Regions from separate parts of the Mus musculus genome. Here regions 1 and 3 are each linked to region 2. The links are chromatin loops, found by intact Hi-C in ENCODE. Cell type or tissue: gastrocnemius. All regions are shown on one strand.

Evidence for each region. Peaks named below come from ENCODE experiments on the same cell type or tissue, not always from the same donor. Only the 100,000 strongest peaks of a DNase experiment are listed, where the experiment ranks them.
Region 1: it touches region 2 in a loop (2.0-fold over the local background); 9 of 42 quality-filtered maps call a loop at or near these places.
Region 3: it touches region 2 in a loop (9-fold over the local background); 38 of 42 quality-filtered maps call a loop at or near these places.

The regions. Positions count from the first base shown.
Region 1 is chr9:106,212,209-106,220,208 of GRCm38, reverse strand. Twf2 (twinfilin actin binding protein 2) reads right to left here. Exons shown (of 9, transcript NM_011876.3): 4 at 7,858-7,953; 5 at 7,373-7,477; 6 at 7,146-7,271; 7 at 5,958-6,108; 8 at 5,732-5,853; 9 at 4,822-5,381. The coding sequence ends at 5,214. Among named protein-coding and RNA genes, the nearest start is that of Tlr9, 6.4 kb to the left of the region's middle. In gastrocnemius, a CTCF peak has its summit at 4,310 (motif pointing left); a DNase peak (open chromatin) is centred at 7,468; H3K4me3 peaks cover 261 bases; H3K27ac peaks cover 348 bases.
Region 2 is chr9:106,417,457-106,425,456 of GRCm38, reverse strand. Gm33616 (a long non-coding RNA gene) reads left to right here and starts at 3,953. Exons shown (of 3, transcript XR_001779299.2): 1 at 3,953-4,171; 2 at 7,520-7,677. In gastrocnemius, CTCF peaks have their summits at 3,447 (motif pointing right) and 7,002 (motif pointing right); DNase peaks (open chromatin) are centred at 3,471 and 6,949; H3K4me3 peaks cover 1,311 bases; H3K27ac peaks cover 1,310 bases.
Region 3 is chr9:106,302,277-106,310,276 of GRCm38, reverse strand. It overlaps Poc1a (POC1 centriolar protein A), which reads right to left. Exons shown (of 11, transcript NM_027354.2): 8 at 4,944-5,012; 9 at 2,244-2,336. Among named protein-coding and RNA genes, the nearest start is that of Poc1a, 25 kb to the right of the region's middle. In gastrocnemius, CTCF peaks have their summits at 3,136 (motif pointing left) and 3,363; DNase peaks (open chromatin) are centred at 3,378, 4,843 and 7,213; H3K4me3 peaks cover 254 bases; H3K27ac peaks cover 1,848 bases.

The DNA of each region.
Region 1 (8,000 bases), 210 kb after region 2:
CCTTGGAGGTAAGTGCTACCCAACGCTGACCTACTTGGCTGTCACCTTCTCCTTTGGCCCTGGTGACTAGAGCTGGTTCTTCAAGCTCAAAGCCCCAGAGACCCTGGAGAGACATTAAGCCCTGATTCTGTCCCTTTAGAAACTGCCCACTGCTCACAACCTGCCTATCCACCTGCTGCCTGAGCTGACATCATCTCTAATCTAGACTCCCCCCCACACACACACACACGTCCTGCTCAAGTCCCCTGCAGCCTGTCCATATTGAGCCCCTGGAAAGGCTTGTTCAAACCTTTCTCTCTCTCTGTGATGGTTTGTATATGCTTGGCCCAGGGAGTGGCACTATTAGAAGCTATGGCCCTGTGGGCATGGGCTTTAAGACTTTCATCCTAGTTGTCTGGAAGTCAGTCTTCCACTAGCAGCCTTCAGATGTAGAACTCTCAGCTCCTCTGCACCATGCCTGCCTAGATGATGCCATGCTCCTGTCTTGATGATTATGGACTGAACCTCTGAACCTGTAAGTCAGCCCCAATTAAATATTGTCCTTATAAGGGTTGCCTTGGTCATGGTGTTAGTTCACAGCAGTAAAACCCTAACTAAGACACACTCTCTCCATATAGGTGCACAAATATATGGAAATACATATGTGTGTGTGCATACGTGTGTGTTGCCTGCATGTATGTCTAAGTACCTCTTGCTTACCTGGTATCTGAGGCAGTCAGAAGAGCATGCCAGATCCCCTGCAACTGGCACACACAGCTGTGAGCCGCCATGTAGTTGCTGGGAATTGAACCCAGGTCTTTTGGGAAAGCAGCCAGTGCTCTTAACTGCTGAGTCATCTCTCCAGTAGCCTCTGTTCAAATACTTTCATTCTGGGTCCCTCCTTTGCCCAGATCTATAAAAGTAACTTTATTCTACTCTATTAATTGTTGGCTTAGAGGATTTACTGCCTGCCCATCTGCTAACCTAGGCCTAGTCCCGGAAGCTTCTAGCCTCTTTACAATCTTCTTGTCTAGGTCTAAAATGTTTTCAGCCTCTGAGACTTGCTGCTGAATAAGCTCACCCCTTCTAGTTCTTTCTGAGAGCTGGCTGGCTGACTCAACTCAGCTGTTCTGGCTCAAACTCCTCTCCAAGCTCATTCGATCTAGCTTCTCTCAATTTCTGATTGAGATGCTCTGCTTGGCTTTAAACGAACTTTGGCAATATGTTCTAATCTTCTGGCTCCTTCTCATTCTCTGGATCGTTCTGTCTTTAATGTTCTGTCTCTGTAAAATTCTCCCCATAAAACTGCCTCCCCCTTTCTCTCTGATGCTTTCTCTCGTATGTAGCTTCCCTTTCCTCTCTCTTCTCCTGAGAGTTGGGCCTATCCTAGTCTGTCAACTCTTTCTCTGATTCATCACTTTGTCTGCCACTCAATTAGCCATCACTTTCAAACATGGGTGCTTCCTTCTACAAACTATTTTACCTTCATTATTTGTGTAAAGGTGTGTACTAAGGGTGTGTCTGAATCTCAGCTAGAGGGATTAAAGAATGTGCTAAGGACTGGGCCACACCACAACTAGAAACAGGTTTTTGTTTTTTGTTTTGTTTTGTTTTGCTCACAATCTTGGGGTTCACAGTGTGATCAAATATCCTGCAACACAGATCCTTCCATAACTATCCCGAGTCCTAGTCACTGTCCATGCAGTGGCTCTGTGTGCTCTGTCCTTCCACTTCTCCCCAGTACTGCATCACATAACACCCCTCAGCCCTTCCCACCGTATGATAAGTAGGTACTGTGTATAACCAATCAATCCTCCCCACCTGTAACCCCAAGAAACCTCTGAGGAAAGTCGGGTAGCCTGTGGCCAACTTACAGGTTCAATTTCCTCTCTCCAGAAAGAACCCACCCACAGGTGCTTGGAACTCCTCTTTATGTAAATGAGGTACCTCCACTGTAGCCAATAATGTATATTCACCCTGAAAATTCCTACCCGCTCCTCAAGATTATATAACCCTTGCTCACCCCAACAAAGCTGAGCTGTCTCACTGACGCTGATCCTGGACGTCAATCTGCTCAGTGTATCCCCGACATCTGAGCCCTCCCTTCCCCTCCTGCTTCCTTTGTCCTTGAGGCCAGTGGTCAGCAGCCTCTCGGTAGAAGGAAAGTCACAATCCCCCACGTGATCCAGTTTGCCTTCTGCCTTTACACACATCACCCTCGCTCCGTGGGGGCTTTTCCTGACCCTCTGATGAACCTCCCAGCTGAGCTCCACACCCATCCTTCCATCGAGGATGATGTAGGAGAACAGAGTTCAAGGCCTGCCTGGACTACATAGGGAAACCCTGACTCAAAAGAAATATAGACAGGGGGCTGGAGAGATGGCTCAGCGGGTAAGAGCACTGACTGCTCTTCCAAAGGTCATGAGTTCAAATCCCAGCAACCACATGGTGGCTCACAACCATCCTTAATAAGATCTGATGCCCTCTTCTGGTGTGTCTGAAGACAGCTACAGTGTACTTAGATATAATAATAAAATAAATCTTTTTTTAAAAAAAGAAAAAAGAAATATAGACAGAAGTAAATAAACCTGCCAGCCTAGATCTGGCTCTCCCGAGCACTGTGGCCGACCAGCCCAGATCTGGCTCTCCTGAGCACTGTGGCCGACCGGTTTTCAATTTGCATAGCATTTTTCAACAGCTACCACTCTATATCAGCCACCCTTCCTGCTTGGTTGTATACTGTCTTACTCTCCTGTTGAAATGTTCGTTTCTTGAGGATAAAAACTTCCATCTGTGTCTGCAGTGCTGCTCGGTATCTGCTGAATCTATGTACTGCCCACAGCACTCGGCTTTGGATAGGCAGTCTGGGTTATCTTTGAGTGAAATTCGAATGAATGAATGAATGAATGAATGAATGAATGAATGAATGAATGAATGAATGAGAATGAATGAATGAATGACCATTCTCCCGAAAGTGGCAGGGTTCGACACCAGTCTCCTGGCTCTCCCTCGGCGGAGTGGATCTCATAGCAGGAAGGGTCCAAGGTACCAATAATCTAGCTGACTCAGCAGCGTGAGAACCTTCTTGCCCCCCTGAGAACCAGTATTTGGGCTGAGTCTCTTGTGGATCTTTACCAGGGCCCCATCTTTTTTGTCCATAATCCTAGGGGCTTTCATAGAGGTTGAAAAGGGACTCCTGCAATGGGACAATGTCCTGAGCTAGGAAAAACGACAGTGTCCAACCAGCAGCTGAATGTTTCTCCAGCTGTGACAGGAGGTGTTTCAACCACTCTTCAGAGGCACAGACTACACCCCTGGCTACTGCTGAGTATCAAACGTGGGCCCTTTCCCAGAGGTTAAAGGACTCCTCATGATCAGGGAATCAGCTCTTCACATACACTCATGATGCTACATTTCTTGGGAATAGGAAAAGAGGCCCGGAGAGGGGCACAGGGCACTGACAACGTGGTCAAGAACACACAGGACTGGAGACCCCCAGATACACTCTCTAGAATACCCACCATCCCCCAGTGCCTCGGTGTTGTGAAACCCCAGCTAGAAGGGCCCTTACCAGGGAGGTGGGAGCCAGGGGCAGCGCACACACCTTTCATCCCAGCACCTAGGAGGCAGGAAGCAGGTGGCTCCCTATGATTTTGAGGCCAGCCTGGTTTATACAGCAAAGCTCCAGGCTAGCCGGGGCTACATAGTAAGATTCTGCTTCAAGAAACAAAACAGAAAAACAAAAACCAGCAACAAAAAAATGCAACTAAACAAAAAATGTCTTCTTAGGGACCCATCTCCCGATTCCCCCAATCCTACATTATTGTCAGGGGAAATGGGGGCAGAAAGCTTGGAGGGCAAAATATCCCTTACAAAGCAGATGCAGGGACTGTGGGTGTAGCTCAGTTGGTACACTGCTTTTTTCAAGGCTTTGGATTTGATCTCTGATACTCCATAAACCGGACACAGTGGCACACACCTATAGAGATTCAAGATTATCCTCAGCCACACAGGCAGTTTGAGGCCAGTCTGGAGTCCATGAGATTCTGTCTCAAAAATCCACCCTACAAATGAATAAAACAGAGACAAAGCCAGGTATGGAGATGCACATTGGTACATCCAGCATTGGGGAGGCTGAGACAGGAGGACTGCCTTGAGTTTGAGCTCAGCCACAGTTATGTAACAAGACCCTGTCTTGCGAGCTGGAGAGATGGCTCAGAGGTTAAGAGCACTGTCTGCTCTTCCAGAGATCCTGAGTTCAATTCCCAGCAATCACATGGTGGCTCACAACCACTGTAATGAGGTCTGGTGCCCTCTTCTGGCTTATAGGCATAAATGGAGGCAGAACACTGTATACATAGTAAATAAATAAATCTTTAAAAAAAAAAAAAGGAAACCTGTCTTGAGATAGAACACAAAAATATTAAGAAGAAAAAGTAAAGATGGAAAAATCTGACTCCAGATTGAGGCACGAGCCCAGGGAAGCCAAGACTAGTGGAATCTGGTTTAGTCCAGAGGTAAAAACTCGGCTAACTCTGCCAGGAGCCGGCTGTGTGCACCATGGCCTCAAGATCTCTAAGAATAAATCTGCAAGGTTTTCTTTTGTGTTTTTGAAACAGGGGTTTGTTTGCTATGCTGCTCAGGTTGGGCTCAAACTACCACTTTTTTAAGCCGCTGAGTTTGTGGTAACTTGTCACATCAACCACAGGAAACAGAGACACCCAGATCTTCATAACCTCATGGGTAGGGCTTCTGTCCTTACACTCAAAGCATGCCACACACCTGAGGCCAGGAGTCCATCAGACCCCCTCTGAACGGGGAAAGGCACCCAGGCTCAGTATTGATTTAAAAATATTTTATTCTTTACAAAATACAGCATTCAACCATCCCTTCCTGTGACATCTGGCCCCTGCCAACCGTCCCCACCCACTGTAGCCAAAGGCTTTTGGGCTGGGCTGCAACCACAGCACGAAATTTTCTGGAGGCTAGGTTTGTGCCAAGGTGGGGTTTCGCCAGCCACCCTGTACACACAGATGAGAGGCAGGGACAGTGACAGGGCAAGGTCACACAGTGCTGGTCCAGAGGCAGGCCCTCAGATATGGTCAGCCACCTGCCCTCCTTGTCCCACAGGAAAGCAATTCCTTAGAGCCCAGGCTGGGGAGGAAGGAAGTCCAGGGGTGGCAGAGTGGCAACCCTGTAGTCCACGTGCCCGGCCCTGTTCCCAGTCCAGACACCTAGCTGTCTTCCCCGTTCTCCCCGGGGCCCCGGATGAGGCGCTTGTGGCCCCGCTTGCCCCCGGGGCCTTTGGGCTTGGCGAACGCCTGCTTGAACGCGTGTTGCTTGGGATGTACCTCGTCATAGAGGAACTCAGCTGTCAGCTCTGCTCCATCGCCGATCTCAATCTGCATGGGTCAAGACAGAAGTCACCACTATATCCAGGGCCCAACACATACCACTCTCAGGGAAACCCCACTTCTGGAGTCACTCTTGATATCTGTCTTCTCTTAGGTAACCGCAGGATCTACAATGCAGGGTCTGTTACCCCACTGGCCTGAGTCACCTTCTCCTAGCCCCATCCCCACCAGACCTAGGAAAAGGAGGTGGTAAGGCAGTCAAGCCTTGGGCTTATGTGTGCCTTGGTTTGCCCTGGGCCTTAGGCTTTCCACCCATCCAATACTGCAGCAGTGAGTCTTGCAAGAACATAGGACTCCAGTGGAGAGTAGAGTGCTGGGACCCTGGGAACAGGCCGTACCTTCTTAGCTATCTCCAGCTGGAAGTCTTGCTCTACGGAGTCAAGGAGGCGGCTCTTGCAGCTGGAGTAGAGCATCCGCTCCTTGATGCTGCACTTGTACCCGGGCATGGAGTAGATGAACACTGGAGGGGATGACGTGGTGAGGTACCTGCAGACCTCCCCTAGCAGGCCCAAGCAGTGGCTTGTCATTGCTGCTCCCTGCCCAGTCCCTGTCATGGCTACTCACCCACAGATTCAAGGGCATCACCCTCATGAGTATGCTTGTATAGGAAGAAGTGGTAGCGGGCAGCATCTCGAGGAATCCGTGAGGGCAGCTGGGCCACATTTGTGGGTTCTGTGTGTACCAGCTCGATGGTCTCCCGTTCCAGGTCCAGCTTCTGAGGAGGAGCAGGGGAGGTATGAGGGTGCCAGTGTACCCATAAGGAAGCAGGATTGTTGGGCGGGTAAGAGTGTTTGGGGTCCCCATCTCTAGGGTCCCCTTCTCAAGGCTGGACCTCATCAGACTGCGGGGCTTATTCTAAAGAGTCCCTCCAGCCCCAACTCTGCCCCTTTTGAGGATTCTGCTAAAAAAAAGAAGCTCCCACTGAGATCCCTGTCTGAGGTGTCGTGGGGGGCCTTGACTTCAGCAAGGCACTGCCACAGGTTGACTGTCAAGAGACAAAGCCCCAGGAAAGTGTTGAGAAGGGAAAGGCATTCTGGGGCAGAAGGACTCTACCTGGGAAAGAGAAAACTCAAAAGAGCTACAGAGGAACTCTGGGATAGGACAGGGTCAGTCCTGAGGGCCAGTGTAAACCATGGTGTCTATATGTTGTAAAGATGTATAGGGCCACACGCTTAGAGGGTATCTATTGTGATTAAGACCTGGGGGCAGGCAGAGGAGAAGAGAATAGTATTATCTTTTTTTTTTTTTTCCAAGACAGGATTTCTCTGTGTTGTCCTGGCTGTCCTGGAACTCATTCTATAGACCAGGTTGGCCTCAAACTCAAAGATCCTCCTGCTTCTGCCTCTTAAAAGGCATGCCCAACCATGCATGGCTTCAATTTTTTTTTTTTAAGAAAAAATTGAAACAGGGTCTGGTATAGATTAGGTTGACCTTGAACACGCTATGTATGGATGACTTTTGAGTTTCTGACCCTCTTGCCTCTGCCCCCAGAATACAGAGATTACAGGTGTGTGCCACCACACCCGGCTTTTTGTGCTACTGCTGAGAATCAAATACAGAGTCTGGTGTATACCAGGCAAGCACTCTACCAACTGAGCTACAACATCCCAAGTCTAGGAACAATGTGGATTAGCAGAACAGCCCAGGAGACGGGGATAGGACTCTGTGCCCACTTGCAAATACGTGTAACCAGGAAACAGGAGGAGCCCACAGTGCCTAGTTCGTGTGTGCTGGGCACGGCTGTGTACCCACCAGCTGGATATAGTTGACCGTCTTCTGTTTGAGTTGCTGAAGTGCCCTCTGGGCCTCAGGCTGCAGAGGGAAGGCCAGGCCCTGCAGCGTCTGGTGTTTACTTTCCACGCTGATCTCAGTCTTCACCTGGGGGTGGGGCAGTCATGAAGAAAACCTTTATCTATCCGTAGGCGGTTGTAGCCTACCAAGTTTAGGATCTCCCAACCCACATCATCCCGGGCACGCACCTCATTGATTCGGATCTGCTGGAGTTCTCTCTCGGCAGAAGTCAGTGGGGCAGGTGCGGCACACGATGACAGGTGCTTCTGGTACCCAGCCAAGGAGAGGTCATCCTGTGGGGGAGGGGCAGAGGTGTGAGTGGATACCCTGGGCGGGCGGGCAGACAGAAGCCTGCTGTGCATCTCAGCCTGCAGCTGCTAGACTCCCCATCCTCCCATTTCTTTTATTTGAGACAGAATCTTATGTAGCTCTCAAGCTACATAAGCTGCCAACAGTGACCCTGAACTGCCAGCACTCTCGGCTGTCTCCACTTCCGGAGTACTGAGAGTCAAACCAGGGTTTTATGCATGTCAGGCAAACGCGGTATCAGCTATGTATGGTACATCCCTGTGCCCGGCCCTCCTATATCACCCTGAGCCTGGCACTGAGTTGCCGTGACCCTCACACAATGCCTCACCCTCTGGTCCCCATTCCTTATTCTGGCTTGACTAACCTTTACTGTCCCGAAGAGCTCATCCTTGATGTGGCCGCCTCCAAACTCCTTCTTCACGGTGGCGCGTGTGGCTGCATATAGCATCTTCAGCCGCACCTGAGATGGGGCAAACTGTGAGGACCTATGGGCCAAGCTGCTGCTCC
Region 2 (8,000 bases):
CCAAAACAGGGTTTCTCTGTATAGCCCTGGCTGTCCTGGAACTCATCCTGTAGACCAGGGTGGCCTTAAACTCAGAGATCTGTCTGCCTCTGACTCTGAGTGCTGGGATTAAAGGTGTGCACCACCAAGTCCAGCCCCTTTGTTTGTTTGGCTGGTTGGTTTTGGTTTTTCGAGACAAGGTTTCTCTGTACAGCCCTGACTGTCCTGGAACTCACTTTGTAGACCAGGCTGGCCTCGAACTCAGAAATCCACCTGCCTCTGCCTCCCGAGGGCTGGGATTAAAGGCATGCGCCACCACGCCCGGCATTGTTTGTTGTTATTTTAATCAGTATATTTAAAGAGAAGCACCTAGGGGCTGGAGAGATGGCTCAGTGATTAAGAGCACTGATTGCTCTTCTAGAGGTCCTGAGTTCAATGCCCAGCAACCATCTGTAACAGGATCTAATGCCCTCTTCTGGTGTATCTGAAGACAGCTATGGTGTACTCATAAATAAGTAAATCTTAAAAAAAAAAAAAAAACCTATATCCTACTTCTAACAACCAACTTCTACTCTGGGGCCTACAGAAAGAAGCCCAGGGTGGTGACCAGCATCTCTTCGGCTTTAATTCTTCAAACAGAACATCAAGAACTCAGAAACAGCCAGCACAAACAGGAACCACTGTCACCAGAAATGGTGAGAATAGAGGTTGGAATGGAGAAATGAAAGGTTTTGGTGGAGTTTAACACAGGAATTGTGATGACTTTAAAGTGGCCAGGCTAAGATGGGCAGGTAAAGCCCTCGGCACAAGCCCAGCGACCTGAGTTCAAACCCCACATCCCGTGGTGAAAGGAGAGAACCAACACCTCCAAATTATCTTATCTTTCTTTCTTTCTTTCTTTCTTTCTTTCTTTCTTTCTTTCTTTCTTTCTTTCTTTCTTTCTTTCTTTCTTTCTTTTTTTCAAGACAGGGTTTCTCTGTGTAGCCCTGGCTGTCCTGGAACTCACTCTGTAGACCAAGCTGGCCTTGAACTCAGAAATCTGCCTGCCTCTGCCTCCCAAGTGCTGGTATTAAAGGCGTGCACCACCACTGCCCAGCTAAGAATAGTTTTCTTTCTAGCAACAGTACAACAGTTTATTCTTTTATTCTCTACTCCTGTATATCTTCTTCATAAGGGACATGTTACTGGGAACCCTTTTGTCATTCAACAAGTTACATCTTGTCACAATGTGTCCACATCTTTGTCATGAAAACTTTCTGTAACAGGTCTGGTGGGCTGGCTCAGCTGTTAAAGAGGGCACCTGCCGCTCTTGCAGAGACCCTGTTCCCAGCACCGACATTACAACCATCAGTAATTCCAGTTCCAGGGAATCCTATGACCTCTCTTGACTCCTGCAGGTACCAGACATGCACATGGCAATTCTGGAGTGCATGGTGTAGGTTAGTGGTAGAGCACTGGCTTAGAACATGCAGGGGCCGCAGAGTTCTATTCCCATTTATAATATATAAATACATCGGTAAATTGTTCTAAGATACCGAAGGAGCTTCAGGCACAGAGACAGCAATGAAGAATACTGCCCTTCCTCCAGGGCCTTCCATTCTCTCTGTGTCTTCTGTGGTTTCCTCTTTTGTTTATTTGTATTTTTTTAAAGATTTATTTATTATTATATCTAAGCACACTGTAGCTGTCTTCAGATGCACCAGAAAAGGGTGTCAGATCTCATTACGGATGGTTGTGAGCCACCATGTGGTTGCTGGGATTTGAACTCAGGACCTTCGGAAGAGCAGTCAGTGCTCTTAACCATCTCTCCAGCCCTCTTGTTTGTATTTTTGAGACAGGGTCTATGTAGCCCCATCTGGCTTTGAACTCAATATTTAGACTAGACTGACCTCAAACTCACAAGAGCTCTGCCTCTGCCTCCCAAGGGCTGAGATTTTAAAGAGCGCGCCATCTTGCTCAGCACTGCCTTTGAGGAAGTGGTTCTCGCCTTGACTCCAGCCTGCGTCAGGTCTTGTCCTTGACAAGAGCCTCTTGCCTTTCTCTGAACTATATAGTCTTCACGCTGAACTCAGCAGCGCAGGGGTCTGTTTGTCTCATCTTTGACGTAAGACAGAGAGGGATTAAAGCAAGGTGCAACAAGTCCAAGACAAACTCGGACTGAACAATCCTCCTCGTGCCGTCTTTCTAAACCATCCAGCCTTCTTTGGCCTTTTCAGATCCACACCTCAATCTAAGTGAGATTCAGAGGAGCCAGCTCAGCAAAGTAACATGTTAGCAGCATGTTTCATAGTACTGTGTGTATGTGGGGACCTGACATAAGGTTGAAGAATTAAATGCACACATTTTAAAAATGCAAGGTCTTTTTTTTGGTTGGGAGATTATTAATGACTGCTTCTATTTCTTTAGGGGATATAGGACTGTTTAGGTCATTAATCTGATCCTGATTTAACTTTGGTACCTGGTATCTGTCTAGAAATTTGTCCATTTCATCCAGGCTTTCCAGTTTTGTTGAGTACAGCCTTTTGTAGAAGGATCTGATGGTGTTTTGGATTTCTTCAGGATCTGTTGTTATGTCTCCCTTTTCATTCCTGATTTTGCTAATTAGGATGCTGTCCCTGTGCCCTCTAGTGAGTCTGGCTAAGGGTTTATCTATCTTGTTGATTTTCTCAAAGAACCAGCTCCTGGTTTGGTTGATTCTTTGAATAGTTCTTTTTGTTTCCTCTTGGTTGATTTCTCCCCTGAGTTTGCTTATTTTCCTGCCATCTACTCCTCTTGAGTGAATTTGCTTCCTTTTGTTCTAGAGCTTTTAGGTGTGCTGTCAAGTACCCCCAGAGCTTGTGTCTCTAGCTGCATATGTAGCAGAAGATGTCCTAGTCCGGCCATCATTGAGAAGAGAGGCCCCTTGGTCTTGCAAACTTTATATGCCCAAGTACAGGGGAAACACCAAGAAGTGGGAGTGGATGGATAGGGATGGGGGGGGGAGGGTATAGGGGGCTTTCAGGATAACATTTGAAATGTAAATGAAGTAAATACCTAATAAAAAATTGGGAAAAAATGCAAGGTCCTCTTTGACTGCATGAAGGATTCCAGGTCACCTTGGGGTAGGAGAGACCCTGACCCCACCCCACTCCCATTGTTTTCAAGCCACTGTCTGCTCACAGATATAGTGAGTGCCCTAATACAAGAGATATGCTAACAGTCATGAAGACTGGAGGCAAACAAAACAACAGGGAATGAAGGGTTAAAAAAATACAGCTCTTAAATTTACTTCCTGCCAAGGGTTTTCAAAGTCTCTCGGGGAAAGATGTGCTGTGTGAAACATTATCCCAGGTTCAGGCTCTGTTAGTTCCAGTAGAAGTGGGAGGTGTAGCCCAGTATATTGCTAGGTCCTAACAGACCACCTTTAGCTCCAAGTTGATTGCCCCTCTAGGACTAAGGTATTCCACGTGGGGAATGTGAGATTGTCCACAAGGGGGCAGTATGGGATCATAGACGAAGTTCAGCTGCAGCGGGCAAGCAGGCCAACTAATGGCAGCTCTGCTCCCTCCCTTGGGAAGATCCCACACCCATCCACCCAGCAGCCAGCAGATTCCCTTCTGACAGACAGATCTGCAGATACAGCCTGAGGACTTTAGGTTGGTTCCGATCACCCTGGACTAACGACTCCTATATCTTTCCCCGGAGAAGAAAAGGCCAATCCCTGGGCAGCGCTGGGCACAGCTCTGGGCCACTTTCAGGTTTCCCAAAGCCAAGTCTTCCAGTGGTTAAAGGGACAGACTTCAATACTTACGTTTAAATTCTGACTTCCACGGGCTAGAAGAGCATTTCCCCTCACTGAACCTCGGTTGGCAGCACCCAACACTGAATGAGCAGGAAGCTGTCCAGCACCCAGGCTAGAGGCTGAGGGTCGGCTCTAGATGTAGCACAGCGGCTGGGGTCAACCTGATGCCCTGGGCACCCACATCACGGCGGGGTAAACAGGGTCCTTCTGGAGAGCTTATGGTCTAGGTACACACTAGGATCCAGGGGTTTGTTTTCCTTGAGGCCATGCAAGAATACCAATGACATCCAGGTGACATAAAAGTCCCTGGCTTCTCTGACCAATGATTTACTTGGAATGTCAGGAGTCTGGAGTAGGGGTGGCTTTTCTGCTCCGACTCTCCTTGCAACCTTCAGCGGGCCCATAAAGGAGGTATGTGTTATGTGTGTCCGGGGGAGGGGGACAGGCTCCCACCAGCTCAAGTCAGGGCTGGGTTGTTGCTCTGGGAAGATGGGCTGGCAGGTGAGAACCAAGCTCGCTCAGAGTTAGAAACTGAGCAGAGGGGAGGGCGGGAGGGGAGGAATGGATGGATGAGGTGAGCTCAGCAAGACAGGGCAAATCCCCGAAGTGGCTCCCCTCTCCCACCTCCAGACACAAAAGGAGGGTAAGGCGACTCTTTTTTTTTTTTTAAAACAAAGAGTGTCAGGACAGGAAGACTGAAGCTCTGAAGCTGCAAGCTGAGAGGGACACCCCTCTCCTTTCCCTCCCCAGCAGCCTCCACTGACCCCAGCAATGCCGTTGCCTTGACAACCACAACCCCCTTCCAGTTCCCCTTTCTCCTGTAACCCCTTCTTGTCTGGATTCCCATCTCATCTTCTCCCCCCCTCCATCCACCTCCCTAGCCCAGGCTAAAGAGGGGCCCCCGGGGGGGGGGTAGGAGAGGGAGGACTCTGTTCACCAAGCAGCCCTGGGGTTAAAGCTTTGACTGCCTCCCTGGACCTCCCCTCCCTGGGGATCATCTGGAAGGCTCTTGGAAGGGGAGAGAGGGCAGGATGATGTGACCTTTCAAAGAATTCCTCTGAATGGATGATGGGACTATCAAGGCCCAAAGACTAAAAGCTTCAACTCTCTGAGCTCCAGCCCTCTTGCCTGAGGCTGTGACTCGGGAGCCTCCCTTGCCAAATTTAGGAAACCGATCCGAAGCAGGGGCCTGAAGATCAACAGCTCAGCAGCTAAGAGCACTGGCTGGTCTTCCAAATGTCCTGAGTTCAATTCCCAGCAACCACATGGTGGCTCACAACACAACCATCTGTAATGGGATCCTATGCCCTCTTCCGGTGTGTCTGAAGAAAGCAATAGCATATATTTTATATGTATATGTATATATACATATATATATATATATATATACACATACACACACACACACACATATATATATATGTGTGTGTGTATATATACATTTAAAAAAAAAACAGGCCTTATAGGTGGGGAAGATGAGACAGGGAAGGAGGTAGTTCTAGAGGCTGATTAGCGGGAGATCTGCAGGGATGCCCCTGAACTCCTCATGTGTCCCCTAAAAAAGGGGATGTGGCAGTGAGCGCTGGGACTCCCATCCCAGCACTGGGTAGGACACTCAACCAACTATCCAGGGAATGCTAAACCTTCCCACTTGCCTCAAGCTGGGGAAATTCTTGTGACACTGTAGGTACAAAGGGACCCTCAGGTGCCACCTGGCAGATTTGTAAGGCTTAAGTCCCAAACTCATGTCTGACTGGCAAAGCACTACTACCATCACCAAGTGGCTGGAGGCTGTGGAACAGGGCACCCAGAGTGGAGAGGTCGGGCAGAGAGGGAGCAGGAGATGGAGAAGAGGCCTGGGAGCCCCCTTGTGAAAAGGCAGGTCTGTGGAGTCAGACAGAGGGAGGAAGGCGTAGCAGGGTGGACAGAACAAAGGCCAGGTGCTCCCTACAGTCCTCCCAGCTGATCCAGACTTCTTCAATCCGTTACTGCATTTTTGAAACTCTAGAAAGCTGGCAGTGTGTGTGTGTGTGTGTGTGTGTGTGTGTGTGTGTGTGTGTGTGTTTCTCTGGGAAGCTTTGCATGGTTATGATCGGACCTTGCTACACTCACTGGGACTTTTTGATTATTCTATAATGCAATTAAGACTGAAGTTCAGGAAAGCGAACTGAACTTTTTCTCCCCCATCAAACTACTCCTGGACACTCTCCTGGGCTTGAACTCTAAGGACAGCTTGAGGAAGGAAGTTGATGCCTTCTCTGTAAATGGCAATCAGGTAGAGCGAGCCAAGGCAGCAGTGGCAGCTGGGAGATGTAGAGTCCTCTCATCCCCAAGATGTCCTCCCCCCCATTCCTGTCATTAGGAAATTCTATGCATTCTCATGCACTCTCACATTGCCAGCATCCTTCTCCAGTAGCAAATATCTGACCCCACTGTGGGGGCTTGTGGTGAGGTCTCAGGATCAACTCATTCCAAGCATCTTCAGGACCCTGACTCAGTGACTTGCTCACACGGGTGCTCTCTAACCCTGGTTAATCCCTGTCCCTTATGCTTGACAGTTACTTTGGCCTCTGCCTCTTGGTAACTCTTCAAGACCAGGAGCTGGCAGCCAGAGTCAGCGCCTTCTCATCCTTTCTGATAGTTCACCCAAAAGACAAAGGGTGACTTGAGCCCTACATGGTGTTATGTACCTGTAACTCCACTGTGCTCAGGAGATACGGAAAGACCAGAAGTCACAGAATCTAGGCTATCAGTACGTTTGATACAGACTGGGCAAAAGAGAAGAGAGAAAAGAAGGAGAGGGAGAAGAAAAAGGGAAGAAGAGGAGGAAGGAATGAAGGAAGGAAGGTGGGGGAATGGATGGGTGAATGGATGGATGGATGGATAGATAGATTGATGGAGCAGAAACCCAGACAAGGCAAAATATAGGCTCCTCTGCCCTACCCCCAGATCTCCCCTGATGGGAGGAGAGACTGCCAGTCCTCTTGATTTGGGATAAGGGTGTGGGCTGGGGTGGAGGCTGGAGGAGGACCGGTGGATTGGGCTGAAGGCCAGAGGCTGAGAGGTGGCAACAAAGGGCATATGGGGACCCCGGCACTCTTAGCAACGCACAGCAGCACTGGGAGCCAGCGCGAGAGAGGACTGTCTCACCGACTGCCTCCCGCCTGGCACCCAGCCCGCGCAGCACTGGTTTTAATCGGTCGCTTTCCGCAAGCAGCTCCTGGAGGCGCGGGGGCGGCTTCCCCTTGACTTGAATCTCCTGAAGGAGGCAGTATGGCTAAAAATAACTTGAATCGCTGCGGCTCCCACCCTGGCGCAGAGGAGGGGCCAGGGGGTGCGGGGGCGGCATTGTAGGGAATGTGGCAGCAGCCAGGAGGGGGTTCCCTGAAAGGAAGCCGAGAAGAGTGCGTGCTGGCAGGTGGGAAAGGGTGCAGTCTGCAGAAGGGAGCGGGGTCCCTTCTCATTTCCCTCTAGCCTCCAGGCCTACGCTTCGGGGGCTGGGCTTCTGGAATAGGGCTGGAGGCAGTTAGCTATCACCCCTGCTCATTTGTATTGGGGTGACAGGCCTGGCTGAGGTGTGGCATGGGGACTCTTTGCAACTGCATAGTCTGTTTGGACAAGAGCCCCCCCCCCACCCCCCCATGCACTCTGGCTTTTTGCCTGGAATGCAGGTCTACCAGGCATCAGGCAGAGGCCTGCATCTGGACTTAAGTTCCTTGTGTGAGACACTGAACCCCAGCATCCTTGTCTGAAAATTAGGTGCGACTATGAAACCAAGCGGCGGACTCCGTCCCCACTGTGCAAGCCATTGTCTCACCTGTCTATAGTGCGTCAGGCTCTTCTGCCAGTTGAAGGGGCTACCCTGTGACCACCCTTCAGAGCTGGAGTCCTCTGGAAAACGGCTGGGGAACCCACAGGTTTGTAGAGGGTAGACAGTGGTGTCTGAAGACTGGGACATGTGTGGTATAAGGTAGGCACAGAGACTCCACTACCTGCAATGATGTTATCAGAGCCATCCCCAGCTCCATATACCAGGGCCACTGGGACACATCAGGGAGAGGGAACACAGCTGGCCTGAAGGCAAGCCCCAAGGCAACTCAGCAAGAGGGCAACCTGGTAGTCACCTGGAAAGGGGGTGGGGCACTGAAGCACTCCAGGGTAGACTGGAATGAAGATGTTGAAGCAGGAGCAGGGAAATCAACATCCTAACTAGCCTCCATGGAGCACCCTTGGGTGCTCC
Region 3 (8,000 bases), 120 kb after region 2:
GACTACCCAGCAGGGTTCAGAGGCAGCTCCATGACACCAGAACTCATATCCTGTCCCCTGTTGAGTCCCATGTAGGGCTGCCTATTGGTGAGACTATAGCAATAGTCCTGATATGGGCCTCAAAGCAGATTGGGGACAACTGGCTACCTTGAGTCCTGTTGAGCCCTTCACTTCCAGTTCTCCATTCTGTCATGCTGGCTTCCTCTACCCACGTGACTACACCCTAGACTCTCAGGCCCTGAAGCTCTGGGAAACAAGGCGGGTGTGTTCCCCGTTCTGAGTGGGGCTGAGGGACAACAGGCAGTTTGTCCAAGTTAGTTTCCTAATAACTATAACAAAAAAAAAATACAGGCAATCTCACTAGTCATCAAAACTACAATGAGATTCCACCCCAGTCCTGTCAGAATTGACAATAAGAAACAAACAACAAATGTTGGCAAGGATGGAGACAAAATGTCCACTTGTACTTCCCTGGTGGAAATGTAAGCGAGCAGCCACTGTGGAACTCAGAGTGGAGGCTTCTTAAACGACTAAAAGCAGATCTACTGTGTGGCCCAGCTCTGCCACTCCAAGTCCGCATAGCCCAGAGACACCTGCAGCCTTACTCACAACAGCTAAATTACAAAAAGAACAAAGCTATGTTGTTTGCAGGCAAATTGGTGCAATCAGAGTTGTCTGGATTAAATAAATCAAGGCAGTCTCAGAAAGGCCAATCCCAAATGTTTTCTCTCCTTTGCGGTTCTTATATTTACTATAAATTCATAAACTGTGTATATACATATAACATGAAAGTACAAGTTAAACTGTAGGGGCAAAGATAGTGACCAAGAGTGGGAGGAAGAGAGTGGAGAGGGCAGGGGGCAGGAGAAATACGCTCAATGCTTGCATGAAACTCTTTTTAATAATAATAAAATAGTAGTAATGTCAATTTTTCTTCCTCCTGATGCTAACCATCCCCCTGAGGCAGACAGCAGTAGCTTCCTAGGATGAGAACAGCTGTCAAGCAGCCCCTGCCACCAGCAGCCACCTGCATGATTACTTAGCCTTGCTCAGAGGACAGCATGGTTCCAGCTCAGAGTCTCACCTGAGAACTAGGGCAAGAACCGCCCACTCGCTCTGCAGGCAGTGAGCGCATGGAAAGGCCCAGCAGTGCTGGTCTCCCTGTAAGTGCCCAACAGTCAGGGAGCTGCAGGATAGAGGGCAGGATCCACACAGGACCCCAGCCTCACCATTCAAAGTGCTTTCTAGGCAGAAAAGGGATCGGCAGCAAGGAGAACACTGGGGCGACCCAGAGAGCCCCAAACAGCCCATAGCTCAAACACGGAACAGAAACAAAGCCTCCAGCCATGGTGGCTAGTCAAGGGAGAGATCCTTGGGGAGAAGACTGTAGGCACAATGTGGGCTACTCCAGAGGCAGTTCTAGTGCAGACTGGGCATGTGGTAGGAGAGATTCAGCCACTGCAAGCCCAGGACAGACCAGGAGGCTTCCTGGTTCTATTCTGAGTTCCAGCCTTGACTTGCTGGGGGTTTGGGCGAGCCGCTTCCTGTTGCTCAGGCCAGCTTCCTCCTGCCCAGGAGGCCACAGTGCTTCTCTGGCCCAGGGGGAAGAGAGGGTACATAGTCCATGGCCACAGAAGCTTAAAGCCTTGGGGTTTCAACCAAAGTTGAAATAAGTGATAGGTTTATCTAATGAGCCTTTATCAGCTATCATTTTTCACCCAGTTATTTATTTTACAAAATTAAAGATTCTTTTTACTCAGGAATACTGAATGTCCTTTTACCAACAAAGGTACTAAAAATGGTTGTGGCTAATGAACTTCCTCTCCATGGTTTAAGGGGAAAAAGAAAAAAGAAGTGAGACTAACCAAACCAGGGTCTTTCCCATCCGCCCGTCCCAGCTGAGCCCTCTAGGAACCATGTACGTGGGTCCTGTGATCGAAGGAAGGCCTGGCATGGGACAGGTCCTTGTGTGCCTTGGCCTACTCCAGCAGCAGCGCATGCCATGACAGTACCCCCACCAAAAGGGCCAGCATCCTGTACCCTAAAATTGTTCTGCTGCCTTTATGTCTCCTTTGTTCATTCTGGGTTGGCACCAAGGCTCAAAGTGTTATTTGGTAGACCATACCAGGGTTCCTTTCTCGTGACAGAGAAGCCTCCAGGCCCCCTCATCTCCAAGCCTTGTGCTGATCACTGTGACTATCTCAGAGTCACATGGCTCAAGACCTAACTGCCAAACCACTTACCAGAGTTCCAGAAGAGCTGGTTAGGGGTGGGGGCCTCCGTGCCTTCATGTCTCCATAATCAACAATGTCAAAGTTACTCTTCCAGACCATCACCTGCCAAGAGCAACAGGCAGAGGTGAGAGAGGTAATTGAATTAACCCCAAAGTTCTCAGCAGTAGTGGCTCCCACCTGATAATGCCAATTCAACTCTGGGCCCTGCCCCATATCCCTGATGAGGAGTCTCTGGGGACATTTGGCACCAGGATGGGGTATCACCATGTAGCACGATTAGATCTTAGCACCTGTTTGTCCCTCTACCCAAGTGCCATAGACGTCTCAATGTCAGAATCACTATTAAATCCCTTTGTTTCCTTTCCTTGTTTATCATGTCGACCTGGAAAGGAAGGCTTGAGGGTAGTGGCTTGCCCATGACACTCTGTGAAGTCATGAAGTCATGAAGATAAACTCCAGACCACACTATTGGACAAATGGCCTGACTCCAGCCCCTTACTGTGAGGCCTTAGGAGAGGGATTCAGCATTTGTCTTGTGCCCTCTTCTGTGAAAAGATCCCAGCTCCCACCTCCCAGAGCTGCTAGGAGGCTCACAGGACACAATGGGACACAGTCACTGGCATCATGGAATGGACAGTAACACACTTATTATTTTAAGCCCAATAAGTTTAACAATAAGAAAAAAACCACTCTTAGCCAGGTATGGTAGCATCTGCACTGGAGGCGAAAGCAGGCAAATCTCTGTGTTCAAGGCCAAGTTGGTCTCCACAGACCACCCAGCACTAAAGAGTGAGATCCCACGTCAACGTAGCTACACAGACAGACAGACAGACAGACAGACAGATAAGTTTGATTCCAACATAGCTACTATAACCTCTGTAACTCTAGTACCAGGGGATCCGACGGCCTCTTCTGGCCTTCACAGGCACTGCATAAATATGATACACAGGCACACATAGAGGCAAGGAACACCTATTCTCATTTCTAAAAGAAAGCTAAAGATACAAAAATAAATGTCAAAAAAAGTCTCAAATAAATAACTAACCACACTGTCTTCCAAAAGAGGATAATGCCTAAAAGCATATCACAAAGGCTGGGAGAGTCACCCTGCCAGGAAGCAAGAGCACTCCCTAGTGGTGGCTAGAAGCCATGGCAGCCGGGCGCTGCTGGCTTCTCTTTAGGGAGGGTGGCTCGGCCATCAGAGGAGGAATCAGGCAACAGTGGTGTCACACAAGAGCCACCACTCTATCACTCTAGAAGATGTGACATGTAGATGCCACCCCACTGGGACACAGCAATGCACATGACTCCTCCAGAGGCTCCTCACAGTTACCCACCACTGTTCATACCTCCCAGAGAGATGGGCATACAGATGGGTACCTCATCTGCCATTTTACAAACTGAATGTTGGCATACACATGCCACATGGACAAGATCCTTACATAACTGTGGAGACCTAACATTACCAACAACAGAGTGGCCAGCACGAAGGTAGACATAACACCAATGTCACCCCAGAAAAACAAGAACAAACTGTAAAAAGGTGAGGAATTGGCAGCCTCGCTGTCTGAGGAAAACCACAGCCAGCTTCTTGTGTCGGTGACTCTGTTTTACCCTGGCTTTTAGCATGCACATCTACTACCCAGTCAACTCGAGCGTCCGCCATACAGCTCTGCTTGTAAACTCACTGGAGGCTCGAGGCTTTCCATGGCCTTCCTCCTCTTTGGCTGATAGCTAAGACCTAGTGATGGAGTGGGAAGATACAAGCTGGCTCTTATGTAGGCTGTGGACAAAGAGCCTTTAGTTAACCTCTGCTTTACTGGAAAATCAATACATTTTACTGTAGCTGGGACTTACGGAAGGCCAACAGGACTTGTCTAGGCTGAGCACCCAGAGGATGAACATCCTCGGCAGCCCACCAGATCAAGCGTGTTGGTGGCCACTACTCTTTCCTCCACTGTGCTCGGACAAAGGGGCCTGTGTATGCTCTGGGAGACTGTTGACGGGTGCATCCCTCAGTGCTCCACACCTTTCCTGGGCCAGGCTCTGAGCTAGGCACCAAGGTCAGCGTACTTCCCTCCCCCAGCAGATAAGCCCGTGTGGTATTTAGCAGTCTGGGCAAAGAGGCACAGGAGTGACAGGATGAAGCCTCAGTGCAACTGGTGATGAGGTGGACAGGACTTCCTCTCTTCAGCTAAGGATACAGAAAACGCTGACCCTTTAGATGGGCAGTGAGCTGGGAAGGAAAAGGCAGCAGAGAATGGAGCAGAGGCTCCTGGGATAGGAGGCCCAGCAGTCAGATGGGCTTAGGGCCCATGCTGCCCTGCCACCAGCTAGGACTGTTTTCTCATCTATAAGAATAAAATAGGAAGACTCGCCCCACAGGACTCAGGAGAACTAAATGAGCTATGAAATCCTTGCCACACTGACGATATTACCAGATCTGCAGTAAGTAACCAGTAGTTCTTCACTGTTTATGCAATCAGGAAAAAAAAAAAACCTGAAAATCTAACTTTTTCACTATGATAATTAGTTCAAAGTCCTTCCAACCCATTCCAGTCTGACACACTTCCATGAGGTCACCCCCGAGGGAGCCTTGCTGGGAAGCAGCCAACACCTGGGCCCTGGGGGCCCCACCCACACTCCATCAGTTGCTGAAAGCCTCCAGCCTCCTATGGGGTTCGGATTCCTTAGGCCATTCTTTCTTACCTGCTCATCGGAGCCTCCAGAAGCGAAATACTCCCCCGTTCTTGAAAAGGCAACGGTGGTAGCAGGCCCCTAGCAGAACAAAGAGCAAAGGTCAGCAGGACATAGTGGCACACCAGTGATCCCAGTGCCGGGAGGTGGAGGTGGGGAGATCAGCAATTCCAGGCCAGCCTGGGGTACATGAGACCCTAACTCAATATATACCCTAAAACCCTCCCAAAAGGTCACTCTGAGTCTAACTGCACAGTTCCTGAGTGGCAGTGGCAGTGGGACAAAGGCCTGGGCACTCGTTCAGCACACGATCCTCCTCAGCCTCTGTCCCAGAAGCCTGCATGTGTTCAGGGACAAGAAGCACAGCTTGGGCCTCAGCCTCCAAACATCTCACTAGAGGCTAGGCTATGGGGTCAAGGGCAGGCAGAGGGGAGAGCGGGACACCCACCCTGGCAGTCTGGCCTGGCTGGCATCGTTTCCATAGCTTCCCCTGTGAGATTCACAGCTGAGATCAGCACTCACCTCTCTGGTGTAAGCCTAACACTGCCCTGCTGCAGCCCAGAGAAATGGGAGCCCCAAGGAGGAGCCAGTGGCTCGAATGAACAAGGCAAAGTCAGGGGTATGAACAACAAGAAGGGGGCTGAAGAGGGAAACCCTGAAGGTGCCTGGGTAGTGGACCAAATGACACCAATGTCTCTGCAATGCACATGCATTTTCCTTAAGTTTGGGCCTAACATTGGGTGATGTGCTGCTCTGGCTTCCTAGGGACTGACGGTCAGAGCGACCATCTAAAGGGGAGTGGCAAGTACATACTCAGCAGCACTCTCCGACAAGCACGCCCAGGTTGGGTTGAAGGGAGGAGCATCACGTTCTAATAGAGAAAGACCATTCCTCCCCATATGCCTGGAATCCATTCCAGAAAGATAAGCCAAGCAAGGAGCTGGTCACAGCCGCAGACGCAACCTTTACACGTCAACCTCCAGCGTCACATTTCCCATGGCAAGTGCCTGGCATGCTGCAGGCAAAACCAGGTCAAAGGTCGTCTCCTACATCTGTCACAAAGGTCATCTCAGCTCCTCTAGACCACCAGAGTGTAACAAGAATTGCCCACGCCGGGCAGTGGTGGCGCACTCTTTTAATCCCAGCACTTGGGAGGCAGGGGCAGGAGGTGGATTTCTGAGTTTGAGGCTAGCCTGGTCTACAGAGTGAGTTCCAGGACGGTCAAGGCTACACAGAGAAAAGACCTGCCCACAGCAGAGACCTTTAGCAGCATAGTCTGGGCTAGAGACTAGGGGAAGCTAGGGAGACTCCCTGCAGTCAGCATAGCTTAGGTTGGGAAGAGACCTCACAGCCATGAGCAGCTTCTCCTCGCCCAGGAGACAGGCAGGTTGAGCAGAGACAAGAGGGTACATGCCTGCTCACACTTCCATTTCTAGTTCTTTCTCTCAGAGGTGTTCAGAATGGAGTGAGAGACAGAAAGAGTCCCACATCAGCTAGCGATGGCTCAGAGCTCTGCACCTGCACTAACCCATCTCATCCCCAGAGGACGGTGTGTGCCTTTGCTACTGCAAGCTGGGGGAAACAAAGCCCAAGTGGATACAATACAAAGCCAACACCTACCTGTCACCCCCCTCTCCACACAAGTGGAGCCACAGGCTCCGGTGTACCCTATCCCTGGCAGCCCCAGGAATTCTAAGCTACGGTCAACTAAGATAACACAGACCCACTTTTACTGATAGGGAACACTGCCCACTCACATCCGTGAACAGTGAGTATCAAATACCAGGTGCAAGGCCTCCTGGTCCATGTGACTCCATTTCTGAGTAACACTGGCTGTACGTGCAGAGAGTGGAGCTGGGGAGTGTCCCTTCCAGTGGACAGGTGACAAGGGGTTACAAGCCTGACGGAGAGAGGTGATACACTTTCCAAGAATGTCTATCTGATTCTTCCCATCGTGGCCATTTCATATTTGGAAGTTTTTAATGAATGTATGGCAGTGGTAGAGTAAAATAAATAAATAAATAAATAAATAAATAAATAAATAAATAAATAAATAAATAAATAAATAAATAAATAAGACAACAAAATGCTTCTTCATTGTGAGGGGGGAAAACCCAAAGTGGTAAGAAAGAAACAGGAAGAAACCAGAGCACAGGGTTTCAAAAGCAGACCGGCCCCTCCACCCATCCAGAGCTCATCAAAGGCAGACCAGCCCCTCTGCCCATCCAGAGCTCATGGGAAGAGCGCCAGGAGGGGTCAGCATGCAGCCAGCACACGCACACGGGTGGCCCACTCCCCTTGCCTGTCATCACTCCACCACCAGATGCCAGGCTGGGGACAAGATGGCGGCAGCAACAGCAGTGCTCACTGGAGAACGCACCCCGCTTATAGGGGTCAGGGCGAGAGGCCAGGTGCTGCACTTCAGGGATGCACCCGCAGCCAGGAGGCTCTGTGAGGCCCACACTCCTCCCCAGCAGCACCTGTCTACTAAGAGAACTGCAAGACGCCTGCAACCAGGACCCTCTGCACCCCTAGAAAGAACAGCATTCCTCCAGTGTCTTGTTAGCTTGTCCAGAGCCCTAGGAAGCAGCCTTGGCGCTGAGTGCAGCCTGTGCTCCTCAGACTGCATCACCGGGCCATTGTGGCCACCTCTGTTTGTCAAGTGCAGGCCGCAATGTTTGCTTGATGACGAGATCACATGATGATGTACTTCAGACTGACTTCGCAGACCAGGCTCTGTTGCTGACCTCTGCCTGACCTCTGCTCACCTTGCCAGGCTCTTTCCTCCCTTCTTCAGCAATGTTCTACCTACTTGACTGCTCGCTGCTCCTCAAAGGCTGGGCCAGAAAAGGCCTCTTTCTCAGGATTCCTTGTAGAGCCCCCAGCACCAGCTCCTCGGTCATTCTCAATCATCCTTCATCTTCAATACACTTGTCTGTGACTCCACCTTCGCCAGATCCCGCAAGTTCCTAGTCTGTAATGCGCTCACAGACGTGCCCTCCCAAATTGCCAGTTTTGACTCAAGCTCTTCTTCAGGCAGTCAGTTATTTGGAAGTGAATGAATCTTCT